Linked DNA regions of Homo sapiens: region 2 is linked to region 1. The links are chromatin loops, found by intact Hi-C in ENCODE. Cell type or tissue: endothelial cell of umbilical vein. All regions are shown on one strand. Each heading gives the region's core, and the rest is flanking DNA. Links, peaks and the distances in the headings are about the cores only.

Region 1 (5,388 bases), core at 187-5,186:
TTTCTAGTTGTTAACAACTCTCCAGGGGTTATTGATAGAGCTTCCCTGGAGGAACTAAAAGAGGCTTTGACTAACAGTGATGATTGCCTTGGATCAAGTTCGTTTCTAATCTTTTCCCAGCACTCCTGGTAGTTAAAAGCATGCAGGTATGTCTTCATTTGAAAAATAAATAGTATGTTCCTAATTCATTTATAATTGAACTAGTTTTTATTTGAGAGTCATCAGGTGTGGTTCCTACAGTTAGTAGGAAAGACTTGAGTCTACTTTACCGACATATTCAGGATTTAATCCACAGCATAGATTCTTGTAGTGACAAGAACTGTTCCAGAGCCTAGAGGAATCTCTTCACTGCTCATGAGTTAACATTCACACACTATAGAGAACCAAAGAGCCTAAGATAACTGCTTGAACATGTCCAAATTTCTCATTTTCCAGTGGGGAAAGAGACCCCTGAAACCATTTAACCAAATTAAGTCAGGGCCAAAACCATCTTTGTCTACATCAGTAATTCTCAAAGGTTGTATCAGAAACATGGGAAGAGCTTGTTAAAATAGATTGCTGTGCTCTACCCTAGAATTTCTGATTCAGTAGATAAGGGGTGTGGTCTGAGAATTTGCAAGTTCTCAGTTGATGCTGATGTTTTTGGCCTAGGAATCATACATTGAAAATCACTGCTGTATATTACATTGCCTCTCAACCATGCAGAAACAGAATGTTCACTAATTTTTAATATTCATATTAAGTATTGTACTTGCTATTTGTTAGGGGAAAAACAATTTTGAAAAACTGTCCAGTGTAGTGACTCTGATGAAATTTCAAAAAAAAAAAAAAACAAAGAAAACTGGATTATATATAAAGTTTTATTATCATCATCTCTCCTTTTCCCAGCCCACTCACTTGTCATTATTTTAAGAAAATTATTTCTTCTACGTACTTACTGGCATGTTTTTAGCTCCATTTTGGGTTGTAAGGAATATATTCAATGATAAATGAAACTAAACTAAAAGTCATTGTTGCTCTCTTTAAAAGAAGATGGTTTTTATTAAAAAGGAACAGTTTTATTGAAAATATTAGTGTGAACTTTTCCACAGTATTTTGCATGAAAAGGAAATGGTGTTTAAAACAAGTATTTTTTGGAAAATTAAAAGGCTTTGATGGGGGATGAGGAAAAAAGAAAAGGAAAGGAAGACAGCTTGTGTTTTGAGCACCTACTGTGTGTTTGGCACCAGAGAGGCGCCTCCATATAATTTCAAATGAATATTCAATCAATCTGCATGTTCCTGGTGCAGCTTCTTGCATTTTTCTTTTTGTGCTAAAGGACAGTTTATACCCTCTACCATGCCCCCTCCCCATATGCATTCGTAGTTACACCCTTATCAATGACACTGATACAATATGTATAATCTGTATACTATGTCAATTACTTTTTATAGTAAGCCTTTGTTCATGTGATAGATATAAGATTTTTTAGAAGCTGGAAGCCATCATTCTCAGCAAACTAACACAGGATCAGAAAACCAAACACCGCGTGTTCTCACTCATAAGTGGGAGTTGAACCATGAGAACACATGGACACGAGGAGGGGAACATCACATACCGGGGCCTGTCAGGGGGGTTGGGGGCAAAAGGAGGGAGAGCATTAGGACAAATACCTAATACATGTGGGGCTCAAAACCTAGCTGGCAGGTTGATAGGTGCAGCAAATGACCGTGGTACATGTATACCTATGTAACAAACTTGCGCGTTCTGCACATGTATCCCAGAACTTTAAAAAAAAAGATTGACAATCCTAAAAAAAAAAAGATGTTTACAGTTAAGTGTTCAAAAATAGGCAATTCACTCTAGGTCACATTGCTATTGAATGCTATTGAATGGTAAAGGTGGAACTGTAACACAAATTTGCTTGATTCTAAATTTACTGAGGGAACTAAAAAAGATTTTGTTTTTCCTTTTATGCTGGACACTACACATGAGACTTTACTTACAAAAAATTAATACATAAATACAGAACATAGATCAAAGAAAAGGTCTGGGACATGCAGCTCTGAAGTGTATTTCTTCCTTCTTCTCTCTCTCTCACCACAGTCCTTCACTCTTTCTGTATGGCCCTAAGATTTGACTTGCTAGGACAGAGGCAGGAGAGGGGCAAAATAAAAGTTCAGGAGGGGAGGGGTGTGTCCTTGCTTGCTGCCCTGCAAATCCCCTAAGAGTGGTTTCTGGGCACTGCCACAGCCTCTAGAGAGCTGGTTGTAGTCCCAGATGCATTTCTCTGAATATCATGAGTTTCCTTTTCATTCTTTGAGTGGGTCAGCACAAAGAAAAGCAAACAAACCTAAATTACTCTTATTAAATGGCAGGCTGCCAAAAATCTGAGAAAGCACACAGCAACACAATATCTGAAGTCTAAAGGGAGAATTCCAAGCCAAGATTAGCATCTCACCCGGCTATCCAGCCAATCAGCCTCAGGGTTTCCACTCTCAGACACGTGACCATTTTACTGGGACATTCAGAAGTCATCTTGCAGATGTTCCAGGTGCAGATTGAAAGCAGTTGCTTGTATTTCTATTTTGGTGCTTAAGGGCAGTTTATACAGTTTGTACTATTCCCTCTTCCCCACTGCCATCCCCATATGTAGACATAGAGACCTGAACCTGTATAACATGCAATATTAATAAAAGAGTATCCTTCCCTGAGGAACTTGGTGCATTTGTTTTCTCCTTGTTTTTGCAAGGAAAACTAATGCAGGGGAGAAAAAAATTCAATATCAGAAATAGCACGTAGGCACCCACGAGAAGAAACCTGCTCAGGTGTTTGACATAAGAGCTCTTTCGAGAAGCAGTGTCTGATCGTGGAGTGGCATTTCCTCTTGATTCTTATGGAGTCTGGTATAACTTTGCTGTTGGCTACTGAATTGAGTTCTAAATTGAATTAATTTACTTTTGACACTGCCAGCACGGCACAGCGTGAGATGAAGCAGATGCTGCGTTAAGTGTAACATTATGAGTTCCTGGGTCTAATATCTTCTAAATAAGGAATGTTGCTGTGGATATAAAGGAAATTTTATTTGCGTTTGCTCAGAACTTATGCAGGCCAAAACTAGGTTCAGAATTTATTAAGTTAAATGATGGACTGAAGAGAAACCTAGTTAGGGTTATGCGAATATTACCCGGAACTTTTACATCTGTAAGTTCAAAGTAGTATAGATCTGAAAAGATGTGGACTAGAGGAGGAAGGGCCCAGTGATTCCATCATGCTTATAACTGGCATAAGTGACCATAAACCACAAGGAGTAGGATAACAGCTGAGAGCCAATCAGCTTGGCACTGAAGACTGACAGATTGGCCAGATGGCAAACCTCATTCAAGTGGATGTCATATTTTGATTGGGATTATCTCTCAATACCCTCAATAACTGTTTAAATTCTATAACAGAGACAAATCATTGCAGTATACCTACATTTGCCTTTCCCCTTCCAGAAATTATATAATAAATCTCTCAGGCAGAAGCATTTTATTTATTGTCAGTAGAGAGTTTATAATCTATGGTCAAAGTAGCATAGTAATGCTTAAAAACTATCTTCCAGATGAGAATTCTAGCACATTAGCTTATGAAATCTTTTTATTTGTTATCTACAATTGTCATTCTATAAATTGTTATCACCTTTCTCCTTAGATTGCAATTATAGGTCATGGTTTTGTCTTTTATTTTTCTCATGGTCTTTTAGAAACTAAATTTTCACTACATTTTACTGTGTCAATTGAATTAAGTCTATAAATTCAGCAAACAAGATATGAGTGAATAGCTACCATATGCTAGGGGATGGGAATGTAAAGAAAAAGAAACACATTTATTGGTCATTATTCAACTTGAACTCTTAGTTTCAAGACCAAAATTAGTCATCCTATCCTTAGTCCAACTCTAACTATTATGTTTCATTTGCTGTTATTTTTGAAGCAATGCTGTCTCTAAAGTTAGACTAGTCTCCTCACTCCCCTCAAAGAACACTGTTAATTATTTAATTCTCCTCTCCTGCTCTGCCTTGAACACCTGCTCCTACCTATGTGTTTCAGTCAGGGTGGACTAGGTTATCTTATAGTAATGAATGACTCCCAAATATCAATGTCTTTACCACAACAAAGGTTTATTTCTTCTCTTGCTACAAGCCTACTATGGGTTGGCTCTGGTTCTGTTTCACAGTGAATCCTTTATCTGAACACTGCCAGTTGTGTGGAAGAAGGAAAATAACCATAACTAAGCAAACACTGATCCTCTAGGTTCTTTCCTGGAAATGGCACACCTTCCATTGGCCCGGAGCCAAACATGTGGCCAAGCCTCAAGCCAATAGGCTAGTGAAATATAATCTTCTCCAGGGAAGGGTAGTGAATATTTGATGTCCACAATACAGTCTATTCCTCTAAACCAGTCTTACTCATCTGGCAGCTCTCAGCCCAAGGTCCCCTATTACATTTTCTCATTGCAGTTCTTACTAACTTTTCTAATGTTCTTCATCAAGGTTTATCTATATTACACATACAAGCATTTATATGTAATATAGTATCTTGCAATATTTTAAAATACTTCATTTTTTTCTGTGCATTTGTCTTTTCTACTCAGCTGGAAGTTATTTGAAACCAGAAACCATGTTTGAAATTTTTTTCTGGCACATACACGGTTTACAGAACTCACAGACAGTTGTATATTTCAGGGACTTTAGTAGCCTTAAGTATTCTCTGTTGATTGGCCCCCAAAATAAATCATCCTATGCATGTGCTGGTTTTCAATCAAAGCAAGTAAAAACAAGGCCCTGCCCTCTGCAAGGACATTAAAACTGGGTACTTGTAATATAACTTCCTTTTAGAACACACATGAAAACCATGTTAGATATAGTATTACCACAAAACATACAAAAATGTATTTGATATTATATAGAAAAGTAAAGGTTGTCATCATTTTTAGAAACAGAATGTTTAGGTCACTTTTCGAGACTACATTAAGATAAGCTAGGAAAAATACAAAGTAATCCAAACGATCTAGCTAAAGATTAGGCTGAAGATACCTCATTAAAATGACTAAAGAAATAACAGATTTAGCCTACATCTAATGTTAGAGAAAAATTCTCCATGCACATGTGTCTTACATTAGATCCAATGTTGTATTTGTCAAAATATTCTATTTTCTGCGATGTTCCTGCTTATAATTATAGAGGAACCAGATGCATGACCTTGTATAACATTTACTTTGTAACAAGTGCTTGGAGGATAAATAAAATAATTTGTTTGGCAGTTGTGGTATTGAAGGGGGAATACAGTAGAATCTAATATAGACGTGTTAACCATGTATGATTCAGAGAGGATGTACAATTCGGAAATGCAAACATCAGCAGGCAGA
Region 2 (5,388 bases), core at 335-5,334, 590 kb before region 1:
CAAATGCATTACACTAATTGAATAAGCCAGACATGAAGCTCTAATATTGTGTTACTCCGTTTATATAACATTCTGACAAAGGAAAACTATAGGGACAGAGACAAATTAGTAATTGTCAGGGGGTAAAGGCTTAACTGAAAAAGGCTAGCACCTGTGTGTGTGGTGTGTGTGTGTGTGTGTGTGTTGTGTATGTGTGTGCATATGGGTTGACAGAAATATTCTGTATTTTGATTGTAGTGGTGTTATACTACTCCGTATTTATCAAAACACACGGAACTTGATACCAAAAACACACAATTTATTGCATCCATATTAAAAAATAAATCTGAATAAGGTAGCAATAAAATATTCTAAGTTCAAAAACAATTTTAGTTGATATTTCATACTTCTTGGACTCCTTGAGAAGTTTGGAGATGAAAAAGCAAACAAAACAAAAGTAAAATACAAAAATCTTTTTCCTCGACCTTAAATTTCACAATCTAATGAACAAGATAAACTTGAAGGGAAAAATATAAAAAGCTTTATGTTGAGATAAAAATATAAAAAGCTACCTCTAGAAGAGGTAGCACAATCTCAACATAAAGGTATGCACAATCTAAAGTACGTGAAAGATCAATTATTACTGGAATAGGTGTTCCCTTCCGGGTCAATTTTACCTAACATACATTCTTATAGTGGTTAACTTTTGCTGCTAAAACAAAACCAGCTCCCCAAAAGTAAAAGCAGCTGGGGTTCCCATGGCTGCCTCAATGGCTCTCCATCCTAAGGTACAGCGTGAGGCTAGGGGTGCTGTAGCCCCTCTCCTCTTCCACTTCATTATCCGAACCACTGTTATTCAGCAAGGTGTGGCCTCTAACCCTGCCATTCTGTCTCTTTTCCCTATAGCTGTACTGATTCCACAGTGGATAAGACATTCTCCTCTCAAGAACTCATGGTTTTGGGGTGTGTCAGTGGGATATCAAGTAAAGTGAACAGCTTTTGGAGACCACAAAAGGGGCAAGGTTTATTTCTTTATCTATGATGGATATATAGATTTGATAGTTTTTAAAAATGGCTAAACTGAACTACTCGTGAGCTTTTTTTTCCATTTTTCCCATCCCCTGGGAGCCCACTGAGCAGCTCCCTCCCTGCCTTATCTCACCAGCTATAATAATGAGCTCCAGGGGGACCTTGCTACTGCCTTTGAAGTAACACATTTCTCTGAATGTCTTTGAAATTTCTCTTCGTACATTGTTTGTTTCTGGTTTACTCTGTCTTCTTGTAGAGGGGGGTCTGACAGTTGTTGCAGGGAGGGGGAGGTCCAGGATGACAGCTCAGGAATGTGTAAATTGAACAAAACAAAAACACAAACAAAACAAAATAAGAAAGAAAGAGAGGAAGAAAAAAAAGACTTCCCCACCCACTGCCAGAGCAGGAATGTAAGCACTTTCACTGGAGTTGCTGAAGCATCTTGCAGGCTGCAGGCAGAGAATGACAGCCAAGGACAGATGCAGCTGGGATGCCTGAAGCTGTCACAGAGGAAGTGGCCTGCTGGAGACAGGTTCTAGGGAGAGCAGAGGGACAAGCCCAGGGGAGGAGCAGAGAGGCAGAGCAGGAGAGGGACTCTGCCCTCTACTCCACTCCCCAGGATTTTAAAAGCATAAGAATCCTGAGGCTGAAATAGTTTAGGCTCCCCACATGCCAAGCAGAGAATACACAGCACATCTGTTTTGATGTGTATACTTTCTACATGGAAAGACCTAAAAAAATTTTTGAAAGTTCAGGAGAGGGGAGATTAGATTTAGCATTCAGGAGACCCAAAAGGTTATAAAATGCAGGAAGAAACCTGGTAGAACCTTGATTTAGCCATCTACTAACACTCAGGATGAAAGAATTAAATTTCACTCTACGGGGAATTAATCAGCCACTATCTCCAGTTGATTAGATTGCAACTTGATGGTGCAGTAGTGGGAATATAAAGAAAACCAGATTGCATTGGCTCTTGAAACATGAAGAGGGCAATCCCCTCCCCGGAAATCCAGTGTGTAATAAAAAAAACAGACTGACAAAGTCAGCGCAATGTTATTTGGCTTTATTTTCATAAAAATACTTGTCTGAGGAGACCATTAGATTTGGAAATGAGGGTTAGAGGTCAGGGGCCCTCAGGGAAACTTGTGATGCTCTAGCAGAGTAGCAGAAGGCAGAGTGCAACTTCCCCAGTTGAAAGGACACTGGGAGTTTTTACTTCTGCTTTTCTGGGCTCCTTCGGAACATTTGCCTGTGCTTTTATAATTACATCTCTGACTCATATCTGAACTTGGATTCCTGACTTCCCTCATCCTTGCCCTACACACTTAATTAAATTGTATAATCATCCTTGACTCTTCTAACTTCTCCTTCTTGCCCTTCTGACCCAGTCAGTCTCCAAGTCTTTATTTTTCTTTTGTGAGGTTTTTTTTTTTTGTTTTTTGTTTTTTGTTTTTGCTATCACTTCAAGTCCCTATCACCACCTATTTAAACTCTGTCAACACCCTTTAAATGTTCTCTCCCTAGCTCCCTCCTACCATTTACCCCTCCTCAATGTAGCTGGGGGAGCATTTTCAGTTGTGTTCTTTTGCCTCCCCCTCCCCATCTGAAGGTCAGGTCCATGTTTACACCCTTCTTTTTATTAGACCAGGGATCATGGATTACAGCTGAGAATTTCTAAAGTCTCATTAGGGTGGAGACCAGAGAACAAAAACAGATTTTTTTTAGCTCACATGGAATATTCACAAAAATTAAATTTGTAACAATTACAGAGAGAAAGGCTCAAACAATTCCAATGAATCAACATCAGAATATGTTCCCTAACTCTACTGAAATAAAGTTAGAAAAACAATAATTTTAAAAAGAGCCAAAAATGTTACCTAGTCCTGAAACTAAAAAGCCTGCTATTAAATTACCCTTGGGCTTAAGCAGAAATCATAAGAGAAATTATAAGATACTTAGAATTGAATGACAACAATATCTCTGCATATAAAATCATGCAGGGCACAACTAAAGCAGAAATCAGAGGAAAATGTATAACTTTAAATACACTGACCAGAAAGTATAAAGACATTGAAATAAAATGAGCCATGAATTCTATTAGATTCATTGAAAGAGAAGAACAGACCAAACTGAAATAAAGAGATAATTATTAATAAAGTAGGCAGAAATCAAGAAACATTGAACAAAAATACAGTAATGAGTATGATTAAAAGCTAAAGCTACTTTGTTTAGGACTAAACAAATATCCAATAAGAGTGAGGAAAGAAAAAAGACAATATTTTCTTTCTTTTCTTTTTTTTTTTTTTTTTTTGAGACAAGGTATCACTTTGTTGCCCAGGCTGAAGTGCAATGGCATGATCTCAGCTCACTGCAACCTCCGCCTCCTGGGTTCGAGCGATTCTTGTGTTTCAGCCTCCAGAGTAGCTGGGATTACAAGTATGCACCACAACATCTGGTTAATTTTTGTATTTTTTGGTAGAGATGGGGGGGTTTCACCATATTGACCAGGCTGGTCTCGAACTCCTGACCTCAAGTGATCCACCCACTTCAGCCTCCCAAAGTCCTGTGATAACAGGCATAAGCCACTGCGCCTGGCCCCTGACAATATTTTCAATTATATGAAATACAAAATGAAAATTTAGACATAGCCAGAAATAGCACAGCAATTAAGAAAAGAAAAAAAAATACTACAACCAACTATTCACTAATACGTGTGAAAACACAGATGAGCTATCTATCTGAAAAAATATATAAATTACCGTGGCTGATTATTCTTTCTATAAACATTCACAACTGCTTCCAGAAGCTTGCCACTCCTCCATGGAAGCAAAGTCTATTTCCACTCCTTTGAACCTGGGCAGGTATGTGCCTGATCTGAAGAGTAGAATGTGGCTATAGATAGCTATGGGAATTCCCATGCTGGGTCTTTCTCTTGCTCTGAGAAAACCACCATCATGTTGGAAGTCAAACTAGCTGATTTAGGAAGAATACATGGAAAAACCAGATGGAGAGGCCCGCAGGGAAAAGAACAGAGGCCTTAGCTGAAAGCTGGCATCTATAGTCAAATATGTGAATAAACGAGCCTTTGGCTAATTTCAGCCCCTAGTCTTCAATTCTTCCAGCTAAGGAGCATCATCATTCAGGGACAAGCCATCCCACCATAATCCTGTCTGAACTCTTTACCCACGGAATCTTTGAGGGAAAAATAATTATTTTTCACCCCTGTTTGGGGGTAATTGGTTACACGGCTATAGTAATTGGAACAATTGCCAAACCTGGCACAAAATTAGAAAATAGAGTTGATCAATAACCATTCAAAAACTTCAAGTGACAATTGAAAGCAACTTGCTACCTCCAAGCAAATCCCAGAGCCAGAGAATTTTACAAGAAAATAAAAACTTGGAACAAAACCTTATTCTTGTCCTACACAATTGTTCAAAGATATAGAAAACAAAACAAAATTCTAGCTCTAAAGATTTTAAAACTAGGGTAAGGTGTGGTTGCTCACGCCTAATCCCAGCACTTTGGGAGGCCGAGGTGAGCAGATCACTTGAGGTCAGGAGTTCGAGACCTGCCTGGCCAACATGGCAAAACCTGGTCTCTACTAAAAATACAAAAATTAGCTGGGCATAGTGGCTCATGCCTGTAATCCCAGCTACTCAGGAGGCTGAGGCAGGAGAATCACTTGAACCCGGGAGGCAGAGGTTGCAGTCAGCCAAGGTCATGCCACTGTGACACTGCACTCCATCCTGGGCGACACAGTAAGACTCTATCTCAGAAAAAAAAAAAAAAAAGTAAAGGCAGTACAAAATATTAACAATTTCACTTAAGAGCATAGATGAGCAAATCCTAAATAATAGTTATCTGACAAAATTGGAGAGACTGCTAAGAAAATAAATTCATCAAGCAATATTGATCCTGAGACAGAAACGATTGTTTAACCTCAGAACATCCATCAACATAAGGCATCCTATTAGTGGCCTAAAGGAGGAAACAAAGAGTCATATATATTTTTTCAATAAATGTAGAAAAATGACTTTTGATTTAGTTTAATACACACTTATAAGCAAAACTAAACAAACCAAAAATCTCTCAAATATTTGGACTACTAAGGCACTTCTAGAACTTTATAAAGAGTATATGCCAAATCTATAGTAAATATTCTGCTAAAAGAAAATTCATTGTATGCATTTTCTCAGAGATCTGGAAAAAAGATAAATATGCCCATTAACCCTGTCCATGTTTGATATAGTACTAGAACTGCTAGCAAATACAAAAGCACATGAAAAAAAAAAAAGTGAGAAAAGTGAGAAAAAAATAGCACAAACCTGTAAGTATTTGCAAATGTATGCTCATTTACATAGGACAATCAACAGATTT

The links. Peaks named below come from ENCODE experiments on the same cell type or tissue, not always from the same donor. Only the 100,000 strongest peaks of a DNase experiment are listed, where the experiment ranks them.
Region 2: it touches region 1 in a loop (2.0-fold over the local background); 1 of 110 quality-filtered maps calls a loop at or near these places.

The regions. Positions count from the first base shown.
Region 1 is chr3:117,626,738-117,632,125 of GRCh38, forward strand. No RefSeq gene overlaps it. Among named protein-coding and RNA genes, the nearest start is that of LINC02024, 61 kb to the right of the region's middle. RefSeq lists an enhancer at 1-332. In endothelial cell of umbilical vein, for the core only: no CTCF peak of the experiment used is centred there; a DNase peak (open chromatin) is centred at 2,414; H3K27ac peaks cover 593 bases.
Region 2 is chr3:117,034,420-117,039,807 of GRCh38, forward strand. All of the region lies in intron 1 of LOC124909415 (a long non-coding RNA gene), which reads right to left. Among named protein-coding and RNA genes, the nearest start is that of LINC00901, 120 kb to the left of the region's middle. In endothelial cell of umbilical vein, for the core only: no CTCF peak of the experiment used is centred there; a DNase peak (open chromatin) is centred at 2,212; H3K27ac peaks cover 479 bases.